Regions from separate parts of the Homo sapiens genome. Here all the other regions are linked to region 2. Evidence: chromatin contacts called from ENCODE Hi-C or POLR2A ChIA-PET data. All regions are on one chromosome and are shown on one strand. Each heading gives the region's core, a stretch centred on a gene start or an enhancer-like site at or near the end of the contact. The rest is flanking DNA. Distances are from core to core; before and after follow the strand shown.

Region 1 (4,089 bases), core at 331-2,830, 85 kb before region 2:
TGATGAAACCCAGTCTCTACTAAATATACAAAAAGTTAGCCAGGAATGGTGGCATCCACCTGAGGTCTCAGCGACTCGCGAGGCTGAGGTGGGAGGATCACCTGAGCTCGGAAGTTCAAGGCTGCAGTGAGTCAAGAATACGCTACCGCACTCCAGCCTGGGCAACAGAGTGAGATCCTGTCTCAAGACACAAACAAACCTCTGTGGAATGACCCTCGAATTGTGCTAACAGAGGAGGTCCTGGGACCTCCTCATCAGACTCTGGGAGAGAGAAGGGGCCCAGGCGGTTGGCAGGTTTCCTTTTATTGGTTCTAGACAGTTTGTGGAAGGAAGAGATGAGGCCATCTAGAGGCCGGCAGGCTCGCCCAGTGCCCCAAACACTGCCACCCTGAAGTAGTGTTGGAAGCTGCTCCAGGGATGTTGCAGCCCTAAGCACAGTGACAGGTGGGGGCAGGAGCAGCAGGGGTCCCCGAGGTGTTGAGAGGCTGGTGAGGGCACAGAGAAGGGACCTCCTGGGGCTGAGGCCCCTGGTGGCCCTATGTGTTGGAGCACGCTGGCGCTTGTCTGTCCGGCCTCCAGTCACGCCAAGGCCTCCTGCCCTGACCACCAGCAATGCTGGCCTCAATGTGGCTGAAGCTGGACGTGTGACTTTGACCCCGTGAGGGGGTCCTGGGAGGGCTCAGTTGCTGCCGTTGCTGTCGTCACTGTCCAGGTATGCACCCAGTTGGCTCAGGGAGGACGCGCCAGGCGTCAGGGGTGTAGGGTTGGCCTCCTTCCTGTTCTGCGGGGCTCCTGGTGGGAGAGCGAGAGTTAGCTCATCTCAGCTCCACAGCAGACAGGCCAGGGACAAGGCACGGGGCCGGCCACCTCTGCAGGTTTGCAAGGTCCAGAGGTGACAGCATGTGAATGGCCTGGCCTTTCTGGATGGCACCTGATGGGACCCATTGCAGATTTACATCTGCACACCCGGGACTCAACAGCTCCGCTTCTGAACAATGGCCAATGCAAACCTTGCCCAGGCAGGCAACGTGCGCTGCCAAGAATGGAAATGGCGCAAAGTTCACAGTCCAGTCACTGTGGACTTAATCGCCTTAGGAAACATCATACTAAGGCAACTAAAAGACAAAAACAGGCCGGGCGCGGTGGCTCATGCCTGTAATCCCAGCATTTTGGGAGGCCGAGGTGAGTGGATCACCTGAGGTCGGGAGTTCCAGACCAGCCTGACCAACATGGAGAAATCCCACCTCTACTAATAATACAAAAATTTAGCCGGGCGTGGTGCTGTAGTCCCAGCTACTTGGGAGGCTGAGGCAGAGAACTGCTCAAACCAGGGAGGCGGAGGTTGCGGTGAGCCGAGATGGCACCACTGCACTCCAGCCTGGGCAACAGAGCAAGACTCTGTCTCAAAAAAAAAAAAAGAAAAAAGAAAAAAGAAAAAAAGAAGCCGCCTGCCTTCTCTGCTCACTCCACTAATTGGTCCTGTGGGGGTCGCAGGCCGCCCCCACCCACCCCATGAAGTCTCTGTAACTGCAAAGGGAGCTGCTGCCACCTACAGGCCACTATAGAAACCGCGCCCGGCTCTGGGAACTCTGTGACCTTACCTGGGGTGGGGGCCGCCTGAGGCTGCCCGTTGCTGCAGTCCGGGTCGGCCTTTGCCTTCTTCACCACGACCAGCCTCGACAGCGGGGGCCGGCTGCCCAGGCTGCCAACGCTCTGCTCCCAGACCTCCACCTTCCTCTTGGGCTTTGGGGCCTGCAGGTGATGGGGACACATGTGGGGGTCTGGCCCGGATCCAGGGCCCAGTCTGGCCCCTCGCCACAACCCCTGCTCACTGCCCCATGCCCACTCTTCCACTGCTGCACTGACCACATTCCTCCTCTGCTCTAAACTCCTCTATGGCTCCCCACTGCCCTAGGCTTGGCACTCAAGGCCTCTGCCCATTCTCCATCCCACATAGCCTGGTCTGGCACTTCCTGAGTCACACCATGGCTTCTCATCTCCACGCCTTTACCCATGCTATTCCCTTCACCAGGGATGCCCCCTTTTCCATGCACTCGCTTGGTGAACTCCTACTCACCCTTCAATACCCAACACAAGACACCCCTCCTCTGAGAAGCCCATCATGGTTCAAGCTCACATGCAGGCTGCATGTCCACGCTCACAGTGCCCTCTGCTGGCTGTTATAACTCTCTCCCCAACTCTGCCGTGAGCTCCTGTCTTCCCCACTGCTGGCTCTGCGGTGCCACAAACAGTTCCTGGCACAAGGAGGTGCTCAATGTACTTGAGAGAACGAGTGAAAATGGAGGAAGCCGCCTTGAGAAAGAGTTAGGGGCAGGTAGAAAAGGCCTCCAGCTCCTTAACTGCAACAGAAGGGACCCTTTAATCTATATTATTAAAAAAATTTTTTTGGGGGGAAGGTCTCACTCTATTGCCCAGGCTGGAGTGCAGTGGTGCAATCATAGCTCACTGCAGCCTCGAACTCCTGGGCTCAAGCGATTCTCCTGCCTCAGCCTCCTGCAGGTGCACGCCACCATGGCAGGCTAACATTTTTAATTTTTGTAGAGACGGGATCTCGCTATGTTGCCCAGGCTGGTCTCAAACTCCTGGCTCAAGCGATCCTCCCGTCTCAGCGTCCCAAAGAGCTGGGATGACAGGCGTGAGCCACTGCATCTAGCCTCTTCAATCTGTTTTATGTTTAAATAGAGGAAGTGGTAACCACTGGGTTAAGGAAGTCCCAATGGGTGCTCTGCCCTCACGGAGCTCACCGTGTGGGGAGGGAGAGGGACAAGGAGACCAATACCCAGGATAACATCCATCTGGGTGAGAGAGAAGCCAGGGTGCGTGAGCTTGAATTGTGAGGATGAGCTTCTCAGAGGAAGGGCGTCTTGCATTGGGTATTGAAGGGCGAGTAGGAGTTCACCAAGCGAGTGCTTGGCAAAGGGGGCATCCCAGGTAAGGGGAATGGCATGGGTAAAGGCGTGATGAGAAGCCACAGTGTGATTCAGGAAGTGCCAGGGCAGGCTAGGTGGGATGGAGAATGGGCAGAGACCTTGAGTGCCAAGCTGACGGTGTGAGGGGCGGCCACTGCTAAGGTGGTGGAGAGGCCTCCTTAAAGTTGTGGCTCTGGGCCGGGCGCAGTGGCTCATGCTTCTAATCCCGGCACTTTGGGAGGCCAAGGCAGGTGGATCACGAGGTCAGATAGAGACCATCCTGGCTAACACGGTGAAAGCCCGTCTCTACTATAAATACAAGAAATTAGCCAGGCTTGGTGGCACACGCCTGTAATCCCAGCTACTCGGGAGACTGAGGCAGGAGAATCGCTTGAACCTGGGAGGCAGAGGTTGCAGTGAGCCGAGATCGTGCCACTGCACTCCAGCCTGGGTGACAGGGCGAGACGCCGTCTCGAAAAAAAAAAAAAAAAATGTCGTAGCTCTGGGCTGATGTCAAAATGAGGAAAAGAAGTCAAAAGGCACAGATGGCCAGGCACAGAGGCACACACCTGTAATCCCAACACTTTGGGAGGCCGAGGCGGGTGGACCACTTGAGGTCAAGAGTTCGAGACCAGCCTGGTCAACATGGTGAAACCCCGTCTCTTTATTAATAAAAAGAAAATACAAAACCTAGCCAGGTGTGGTAGCACACGCCTGTAATCCCAGCTACTCAGGAGGCTAAGGCAGGACAATTGCTACAGGCTGGGAGCCGGAGGTTGCAGTGAGCCGAGACCGTGCCACTGCACTCCAGCCTGGGCGAAAGAACAAGACCGTCTCAAAAAAAAAAAAGTTACCTAGGTTAGTTCCCAAACCTGTTTCTACAGGTGGTACTCATCATCATTAAACTAAACTAAGGATTGGGAGGCCAAGGCGGGAGGACTGCTTGAGGATAGGAGTTTGAGACCAGCCTAGACAACATACAGACTCGCCTCTAAAAAAAAAAAAAGAAAAGAAAATTAAAAATTAGCTGGCTGTGGTGGCACACACTACACACTTGTGGGTCCCAGCTACTTGAGAGGCTGAGGTGGGAGGATCATTTGAGCCCAGGAGTTGGAGGCTGCAGCGAGCTGTGATCGCGTCACTGCACTCCAGCCTGGGT
Region 2 (4,108 bases), core at 1,609-4,108:
CTATCTACTCGTGAATTCTCCAAGCCACCCTTCCACGCATTTACCACCTATGCACTCACCTGGACATCCATCCTCCCACCTAAGCACTGTATAACCACCCACTGGCCACCACCCACAAACCCACCCACCCAATTCATGTTCTCATGGTTCTTCATCACCCTTTAATCAGATTTCACCCACACATCCATCCACCCACCCAAACACCTACCAACTCCCACCATTCATCCATCCACTCATCCACCCATCCATCCACTTATCCATCCCTTCATCCATCCACCCAACCACCCATCCATCCATCTGCCCAAGCATCCATCCATCCACCCATCTGCCCACCCAATCACACACCCATCCACCCATCCACCCACCCACCCATCCACTCATCCATCCACTTATCCATCCCTCCATCCACCCACCCAACCACCAATCCATCCATCCACCCACCCACCCACCAGTGCATCCATCCACCCACCCACCAGTCCATCCATGGATCCTTCCATCCATCCATCCATCCACTTATCCATCCCTCCATCCATTTGCCCAATCACCCACCCATTCATCCATCCACCCATCCATCCATACATCTACCCATTCACCCATCTACCAAACCACCAATCCACCTATTCGCCCCCCATCCATCCACCCACCCATCCATTCATCTACCCCTCCACCGGTGCCCATTCACTCACTACCTACCCTTTTTTCTTCTACCTCTGACTGGAGGATTCAATCACACCCAAAGCAGGGGGTAATAAGACACCCAACAGAGGAGTTCACAGGCTGCTTGGGAGAAGACAATCCGTGGGCTTGGGGGAGGGAGAAACGCCTGCTAAATTTAGGAAGCTGCTTGCTGGAAGAGGTGATGGTAAATAAGAAGGGCCTGATGGCCGGGTGGGATGTTGAGCACCTGCCTTGGAGGAAGCTAGGCAGGGCACAGGCCGGCAAGTGGGAAGTGCGTGGGTGAACGAGTGCATGTGTGTGTCAGGGTACCTGGGTAGCTCCGCAGCCTGGCTAGGACTCAGCACGGCTTCTTTCTCCCACATACAAGGGCTCAGGGGCCTGGGGCCATAAGGGGATCCTCCGTCCTGGGCCTCTCCCACCTCCTTCCTCCCCTACCTCCTGCAGCTCCAGTGCCCCGAGCTCCCGGCCACAGTGCCCACTGCCGGCTCCGGTTACCCACTCCCAGCTGGGCCACGAGCAGCTCCAGCCGCTCCACTCTGACACCTGATCGGCTCTGAGCAGGCGGCCGCCCCAGGGGGCCGGGGATGAGCCGAGGGAGGAGACAGGCTGGCAGCGGACTGCCTGTTGGCCAACTGGCTCTGGCGGGAAGACACCCACGATCTTCCCTATCATCACTGGACTGATTTCAGTTTCTGGAAGGAGCCATGCTCTTCCTCTTTCTCAGCCTTTGCACTTGCTGTTCCCCCCACCAGGAACATTCTTTCTGTACTTCATGTCACCCCAACCGGCTCTACCTGACTCATGCACTCTTTATTTATTTATTTATTTATTTTTGAGACGGAGTTTCATGCTTGTTGCCCAGGCTGGAGTGCAATGGCGCGATCTCCGGCTCACCGCAATCTCCGCCTCCTGGGTTCAAGCAATTCTCCTGCCTCAGCCTCCCGAGCAGCTGCGATTACAGGCCACCACACCCAGCTAATTTTGTATTTTTAGTAGAGACGGGGTTTCTCCATGTTGGTCAGGGTGGTCTCGAACTCCCAATCTCAGGTGATCCACCTGCCTTGGCCTCCCAAAGTGCTGGGATTACAGGTGTGAGCCACTGCGCCCGGCTCACTCACTTTTTAGATCTTTGCTGCAACATCCCCTCCTCCAGGAAGCCCTCCCGGATGCCCCCAGCCTGGGTCAGGTGCCTCCTGTGAGCCCCCTCACTGCCCTGTGCCCTCTGCATCACCCATTGCACCCCAACCACACCATGTCACCATTACCTGGTCACATGTTTGTGTCCACCCGCAGCCACCAGGGCATAGATGGTACCACCTTTGCTCTCCAGTGTGCCCAGTACAAAGTAGGTACTCAACACATGATTCTTAAATGAGTCCTCCAGGCCACCAGCCCCATTGACCTTGAGCAGGACCTGTCCTGCAGAATGCAGAACCTCCAGTTGGATGATACTCAGATAACTTGGCCGGACGCAGTGGCTCACGCCTGTAATCCCAGCACTTTGGGAGGCCGAGGCGGTCAGATCACCTGAGGTCAGGAGTTCGGGACCAGCCTGACCAACATGGAGAAACCCCGTCTCTACTAAAAAATACAAAAATTTGCTGGGTGTGGTGGCGGGCGCCTGTAATCCCAGCTACTAGGGAGGCTGAGGCAGGAGAATCGCTTGAACCCAAGAGGCGGAGGTTGCAGTGAACCGAGATTGCGCCACTGCACTCCAGCCTGGGCAACAGAGCGAGGCTCCGTCACACACACACACACACACACACACACACACACAAATGAGATATTCAGGTAACTCTGCGTGGCATTCAAAACCCTTAGGCTGGGGTCCCTGCTGTCCGGCTCTGTCCTTACGGAATTTACTAATCCGTAAAAGGGGTTGTGGGGACATGGATAGCCTGTGTCCCGCATTTTAGAGGTGACTGGAGAACTCTCACGTAGGCGGCCGCCCCAATTTCCCGCCCGGGTCATCGGGGAGCCCCTTCCCAAGCCCCGCAAACACCTGCATGCAAAGAGGCAGGCTTCCTTCTGACAGCAGATAACATGTCGCCTGCGGCGTCAGCAAGAGGCGCATGCGCCTTGCCGTGGGAGGCCGGGTGCGCAGGACTGGAACGCGGTTCCTCCTTCTTCCCCGCCCCGCCCCGCTTCCGGCGGAAGCGGCCTCAACAAGGGAAACTTTATTGTTCCCGTGGGGCAGTCGAGGATGTCGGTGAATTACGCGGCGGGGCTGTCGCCGTACGCGGACAAGGGCAAGTGCGGCCTCCCGGAGGTGAGCGCGTCTGAGGGTCCCGAGCATCGCGCCCCAGGGCCGCGGGCTGGGAGCGGCCGGATGGCAGGGGGGCATTGTGGGAATATCAGGGGGCACTGAGGCTAGACAATGGGAGGGACTTCCCAGTGAGGAAGGGGCGGGAAGTGACGCCCCTGCGCGCCGGGGGACGCCAACACGCCCAACTCTGTGGTCACCCTGTCGGGGCTGATCGGGGAGAGAGGGGATGTAGTTCCAGGAAGAGGGGACGACAGGCGCAAAGGGAGGTGGGAATAAACACACCTGGAGAACGATTAGGCCTGGGAGGTTTCCAGAGCCGGGCCAGGACGGGGCTCAAATGCCAGGCTGGGGAGTTGGCACTTTATCCTGAGGGTGATGGGGAAGGGTTTTGCCCTGGCGAGGGGACTGGACAGAATGTGCCAGAAAGATCCCTCCAGCCACTCAGAGGGGAAGTGGAGGGATCGGCTGCCCCCTCCACGCACTGTGGGACTTTGGGGAAGTCACTTCCCTTTTGGGTCTCCATCTCCAAACTTTCTGCAAACGAGGTGAAGATGGCCCCATTCCATAAGGCTGGCCCATGCATTCTGACTCATGCATTTAATGAGCGCTGATGGTGTGCGCCCGTCCAGAAGCCCCACTCTTCACTGCTGCTGTTAGTCACTTTATTATTATTATTATTATATTTTTGAGATGGAGTTTCTCTGTCGCCCAGGCTGGAGTGCAGTGGCGCGATCTCGGCTCACTGCAACCTCCGCCTCCTAGGTTCAAGCGATTCTCCTGCCTCAGCCTCCTGAGTAGAGTAGATGAGACTACAGGCACCTGCCACCACGCCTGGCTAATTTTTGTATTTTTAGTAGAGGCGGGGTTTCACCATGTTGGCCAGTCTGCTCTTGAACTCTTGATCTCAAGTGATCCACCCACCTTGGCTTCCCAAAGTGCTGGGATTATAGGCGTGAGCCACCATACCCGGCCTGTTAGTCACTTTATTCCACCAACATTTATAGAGCACTTACTGTAGCTCAGGCACTTTCTAGGTACTAAGGCCACAGCCAGGAGCAACACAGATTAAAAACCCCTCCTTCTAGTAAGGGAGACTGACTAGGGGTTGCATGGAAACCAGTTGGCCAAGGGAGGCATCACTGTCACTGAAGTGACATCTAAGCC
Region 3 (3,895 bases), core at 170-2,669, 74 kb after region 2:
AGTCGATGCCATACAAGTATGTATATGTAGATGCCTTTGGTTTTGTTTTGTTTTCTTTTTGTTTTTTTGAGAGGCAGTCTCACTCTGTCACTCAGGCTAGAATCTAGTAGTGGCACAATCTCGGCTCACTGCAACCTCCACCTCCCAGATTCAAGTGATACTTCTGACTCAGCCTCCCGAGTAGCTGGGATTACAGGCGCCCGCCACCACTCCTGGCTAATTTTTGTATTTTTAGTAGAGACAGGGTTTCACCATCTTGGCCAGGCTGGTCTCAAACTCCTGACCTCAGGTGATCCACCTGCCTCGACTTCCCAAAGTGCTGGGATTACAGGTGTGAGCCACCGCGCCCAGCCAATGATTTTGTTTTTTAAGCACTCATGTCTTCCTCCCAGCTTTGCTTTTTCTCTTGCTGTATCCCGGGCGTCCTTATGACAGCAGAGAGGGAAAACACTCCCGTTTTGGGGGGTACGTAGGTTGTTTCCAGTCTCTGCCCTATCTCAAATAACATGGCACTGACTCGCAGGCACACCTGTGAGGTAAGCTGTGTGAGGGAATTGCTGGGTTCCAGGGTAGATGCAATTAAAAACTGATCCCTATTAGGCCGGGCACGGTGGCTCATGCCTGTAATCCTACCATTTTGGGAGGCTGAGGTGGGAGGATCATTTAAGCCCAGGAGTTCGATACCAGGCTGGGCAACATAGTGAGAAACCATCTCTATAATTTAAAATATTAGGTGAGTGTGGTGGCACGTGCCTGTTTTAAAATTGTTAACAACATTTAAAAATGGGGATAAAAATAGCACCAGCTACATGAGAGGCTGAGGTGGGAAGATCACTTGAGCCCAGGAGGTTGAGGCTACAGTGAGCTTTGGTCACGCCACTGCACTCCAGCCCGGGCAGCAGAGCGAGATGCTGTCTCAAAACATAACAAAGCTGATGACTGTTTTTAAATGGCCTTCTCAGGAAAGTGTGGCAGTCTGAGCTTGTCAAGGCAGGCCTGTGCCTCCCCCAGCTCAGATCTGTGGGACCACAGTCTCTAGGGTGGGGTACAGGCACCCCCTTCATTGACTCTGACGTGCCCCCTTGTTAAGACACTCTGGCCTCGAAGCCCAGAAGTGGGTGAGATTGGGTGGAACAAAAGGAGAAGTGGCCAGAGCTCAAAACCCCGGAGGAAATGCTGCCGACCCCGCCACACCGAGCTCATCAGGTATCAGACCGCCTGCCGCACAGCGTCGTTTGCAAAACCAGAATGCTTGGGTGACACCCTGCAAACGTGCGATCCCCTTTGACAGTTTTGTAATGAAGGCAGGAAGTGAATTTGAGCAAGGCCCCCACGTAGCCATGTGACCCGAGCAAGGCAGCACCCGCCTTGGAGCCCCTTTCCCGCCTGCGAGGGAGACCTGGCGTCTGCCCCGCTGCTCGCAGAGTCACGTTGCCGGCGGCATCAAAGGGCGAGGAAAGGATGAGGAAGCGCTTTGTGGTCTGAGGCAGCCCCTCTGTCATGTGGTGCTCCCTATTCCTCCTCCTCGTCTTCCTCGTCTTCCCCCTCCTCCTCGCGCCCGGCAGGCACCCTCGCTACTCAGGAGTTCTGTCCATCCTCGTTTTGTGTGGCTGACTCAGTTCTCGAGCCCCCTTCCTCCCATGCAGAAAGGGGACAGTGTGGCAACCCGCCCCCAACCTCTATTCTTGGTGAATTTAAAATGGGGGTTCCCAGAGTGGGTGCTGGCACCCCAGGGGACACCACACAGACCACCAGGCTGCAGGAGGGAGACACAGGCCGTGCTGTCTGTGTTATGGAGTGCACCCTTTAAAAGTTCCGAGGTGGTCTAGCCAGGGGCGGTGGCTCACACCTGTAATCCCAGCACTTTGGGAGGCCGAGGCGAGTTCAGGAGATCGAGACTATTCTGGCTTGGCTAACGTGGTGAAACCCCGTCTCTACTAAAAAAAAAAAAAAAAATACAAAAAAAATTAGCCAGGCATGGTGGCGGGTGCCTGTAGTCCCAGCTACTTGGGAGGCTGAGGCAGGGGAATGGCGTGAACCCTGGAGGCAGAGCTTTCAGTGAGCTGAGATCGTGCCACTGCACTCCAGCCTGGGCCACAGAGCGAGACTCCATCTCAAAACAAACAAACAAACAAAAACAACGTGGAGCACGTTGATTTTTAAAGCATTGGGTGAGCCCTGACAGGGCAGCATCCGTGGAAGTAAAGTCATCCAAGGGGGCCATCCCTGCCATCCTCGCCGGCCCTGTGAATTCTCTCCATGCTGAACGATGCTCTCGGAATTCACCTGAGTGCCCATAGGTTTCCATGGAAGGGCCTGCCCAGCACCTGATTCATTCCCTCCCAGGCCACCCCAGTGAGGCAAAGGGGCAGCTTAGCACCGGGGCTGAGGATGGGCGTCCGGGTCAGGTCTCGGCCCCACCGCTCACCCTTACCACGGGTTCGGGACAGGACTCTTGCCGCTTCTGCTGTGAAGCTGAGGGAGGTCGTAGTCCCTGCTGGGGTGAGGACTGTGTGAGCTCCTCCCAGGATGGCACCCGGCACGCACAGGTGTTGCATCCATGTCCTGGCTGCTGCAGCCATTTCCCTGTATTTCTACGCTGTTTCCTCATATTTCTATGTCATCTTTATTTTGCATTTTTTTCCTTCTTTTTTTGTGGGGGGTAGGGGGTACAAGGTCTCTCTCTGTCACCCAGGTTGGAGTGCAGTGGCATGATCCTAGCTCACTGCAGCCTCCACCTCTTGGGCTCAAACGATCCTCCTGCCTCAACCTTCCAGGTAGCCGGGACTACAGGTGCACCAGCACGCTTGAGTAGCTTTTTAAGTTTGTTTTTTTTTTTTTTTTTTTTTTTGAGACGGAGTCTAGCTCTGTCGCCCAGGCTGGAGTGCAGTGGCACAATCTTGGCTCACTGCAAGCTCCACCTCCCAGGTTCACGCCATTCTCCCGCCTCAGCCTCCCGAGTAGCTGGGACTACAGGCGCCCGCCACCACAGCCGGCTAATTTTTTGTATTTTTAGTAGAGACGGGGTTTCGCTGTGTTAGCCAGGATGGTCTCGATCTCCTGACCTCGTGATCCGCCTGCCTCTGCCTCCCAAAAGTGCTGGGATTACAGGCGTGAGCCACCGCGCCCGGCAAGTTTTTTTGTAGATATGGGATGGCACTATGTTTCCCAGGCTAATCTTGAACTCCTGGGCTCAAACGATTCTCCCGCCTCAGCCTCCCAAAGTGCTGGGATTACAGGGGTGAGCCACCGTGCCCAGTGATGTATTTATATAAAATGGCAAGCACTTGTTGGTGACTGGAACTTAGGAACAGTGGGGCTGGCTGCTTCCCTGGGGTCTGAACCTATTACTGGATAACTCGGGGCAAGAACCCAGTGGACAGTGGGGCCTCATGGGATGGGGAAAGGAGAGCCAGTGGCTTACGGACCTCGTAGAGGTGCCCCTTGGCCTTTCTGGGGGTCTCGTCCTATCTGCTGAAGAATGCCCGTCTTGTTCTACTGTAATGGAAACTGGACATGTCCATCAGTAAGGGAGTGATTAAAGAATGATATTTGGCTGCTTTGCAGTGGCAAAGTGAAATCCACAATGGTGTACTGAATGGGAGTATCCCCACAGTACAACACTATTCATGTAGTGGAGGGGTGGTTGTAGAAAATAAACATAGCATGGGCTGGGTGCAGTGGCTCACGTTTGTAATCCTAGCACTTTGGGAGGCCAAGGCAGGCGGATCACGAGGTCAAGAGTTCAAGACCATCCTGGCCAACATGGTGAAACCCCATCTATACTAAAAATACAAAATTAGCTGGGCATGGTGGCGCACGCCTGTAGTCCCAGCTCCTCAGGAGGCTGAGGCAGGAGAATCACATGCACCCGGGAGGCGGAGGTTGCAGTGAG

What was found. Hi-C counts contacts between places; a loop is a spot of excess contacts on that map. ChIA-PET counts read pairs that join two places held with the same protein, here RNA polymerase II (POLR2A). Pooled maps may share reads with other maps.
Region 1: a pooled map shows a loop between it and region 2 (2.6-fold over the local background). The contact joins the enhancer-like site here to the promoter of SIRT6 in region 2. A Hi-C loop is called at or near these places in 2 of 50 pooled maps. POLR2A ChIA-PET finds 5 or more read pairs at or near these places in 2 of 52 experiments (OCI-LY7 and activated CD4-positive, alpha-beta T cell).
Region 3: a map of CD4-positive, alpha-beta memory T cell shows a loop between it and region 2 (2.0-fold over the local background). The contact joins the enhancer-like site here to the promoter of SIRT6 in region 2. A Hi-C loop is called at or near these places in 2 of 168 maps with a recorded cell type or tissue (CD4-positive, alpha-beta memory T cell and breast epithelium), 4 of 37 single-sample maps with no recorded cell type and 7 of 50 pooled maps. POLR2A ChIA-PET finds 5 or more read pairs at or near these places in 4 of 52 experiments (GM10248, HepG2, Panc1 and 1 more).

What each region holds. Positions count from the first base shown.
Region 1 is chr19:4,265,287-4,269,375 of GRCh38, reverse strand. YJU2 (YJU2 splicing factor homolog) reads right to left here. Exons shown (of 8, transcript NM_018074.6): 7 at 1,602-1,752; 8 at 288-792. The coding sequence ends at 680. Among named protein-coding and RNA genes, the nearest start is that of SHD, 12 kb to the left of the region's middle. Within about 2 kb of position 1,580, at least 4 of the 41 ENCODE cell types and tissues checked have a DNase peak (open chromatin) inside an H3K27ac peak, as active enhancers do.
Region 2 is chr19:4,181,313-4,185,420 of GRCh38, reverse strand. SIRT6 (sirtuin 6) reads left to right here and starts at 2,858. Exons shown (of 8, transcript NM_016539.4): 1 at 2,858-2,947. The coding sequence starts at 2,882. ANKRD24 (ankyrin repeat domain 24) reads right to left here and starts at 2,732. Exons shown (of 22, transcript NM_001393985.1): 1 at 2,681-2,732. RefSeq lists enhancers at 2,675-2,724, 2,795-2,884.
Region 3 is chr19:4,106,480-4,110,374 of GRCh38, reverse strand. The region is part of intron 3 of MAP2K2 (mitogen-activated protein kinase kinase 2); the gene reads left to right. Among named protein-coding and RNA genes, the nearest start is that of MAP2K2, 16 kb to the left of the region's middle. RefSeq lists an enhancer at 900-1,029. Within about 2 kb of position 1,419, at least 8 of the 41 ENCODE cell types and tissues checked have a DNase peak (open chromatin) inside an H3K27ac peak, as active enhancers do.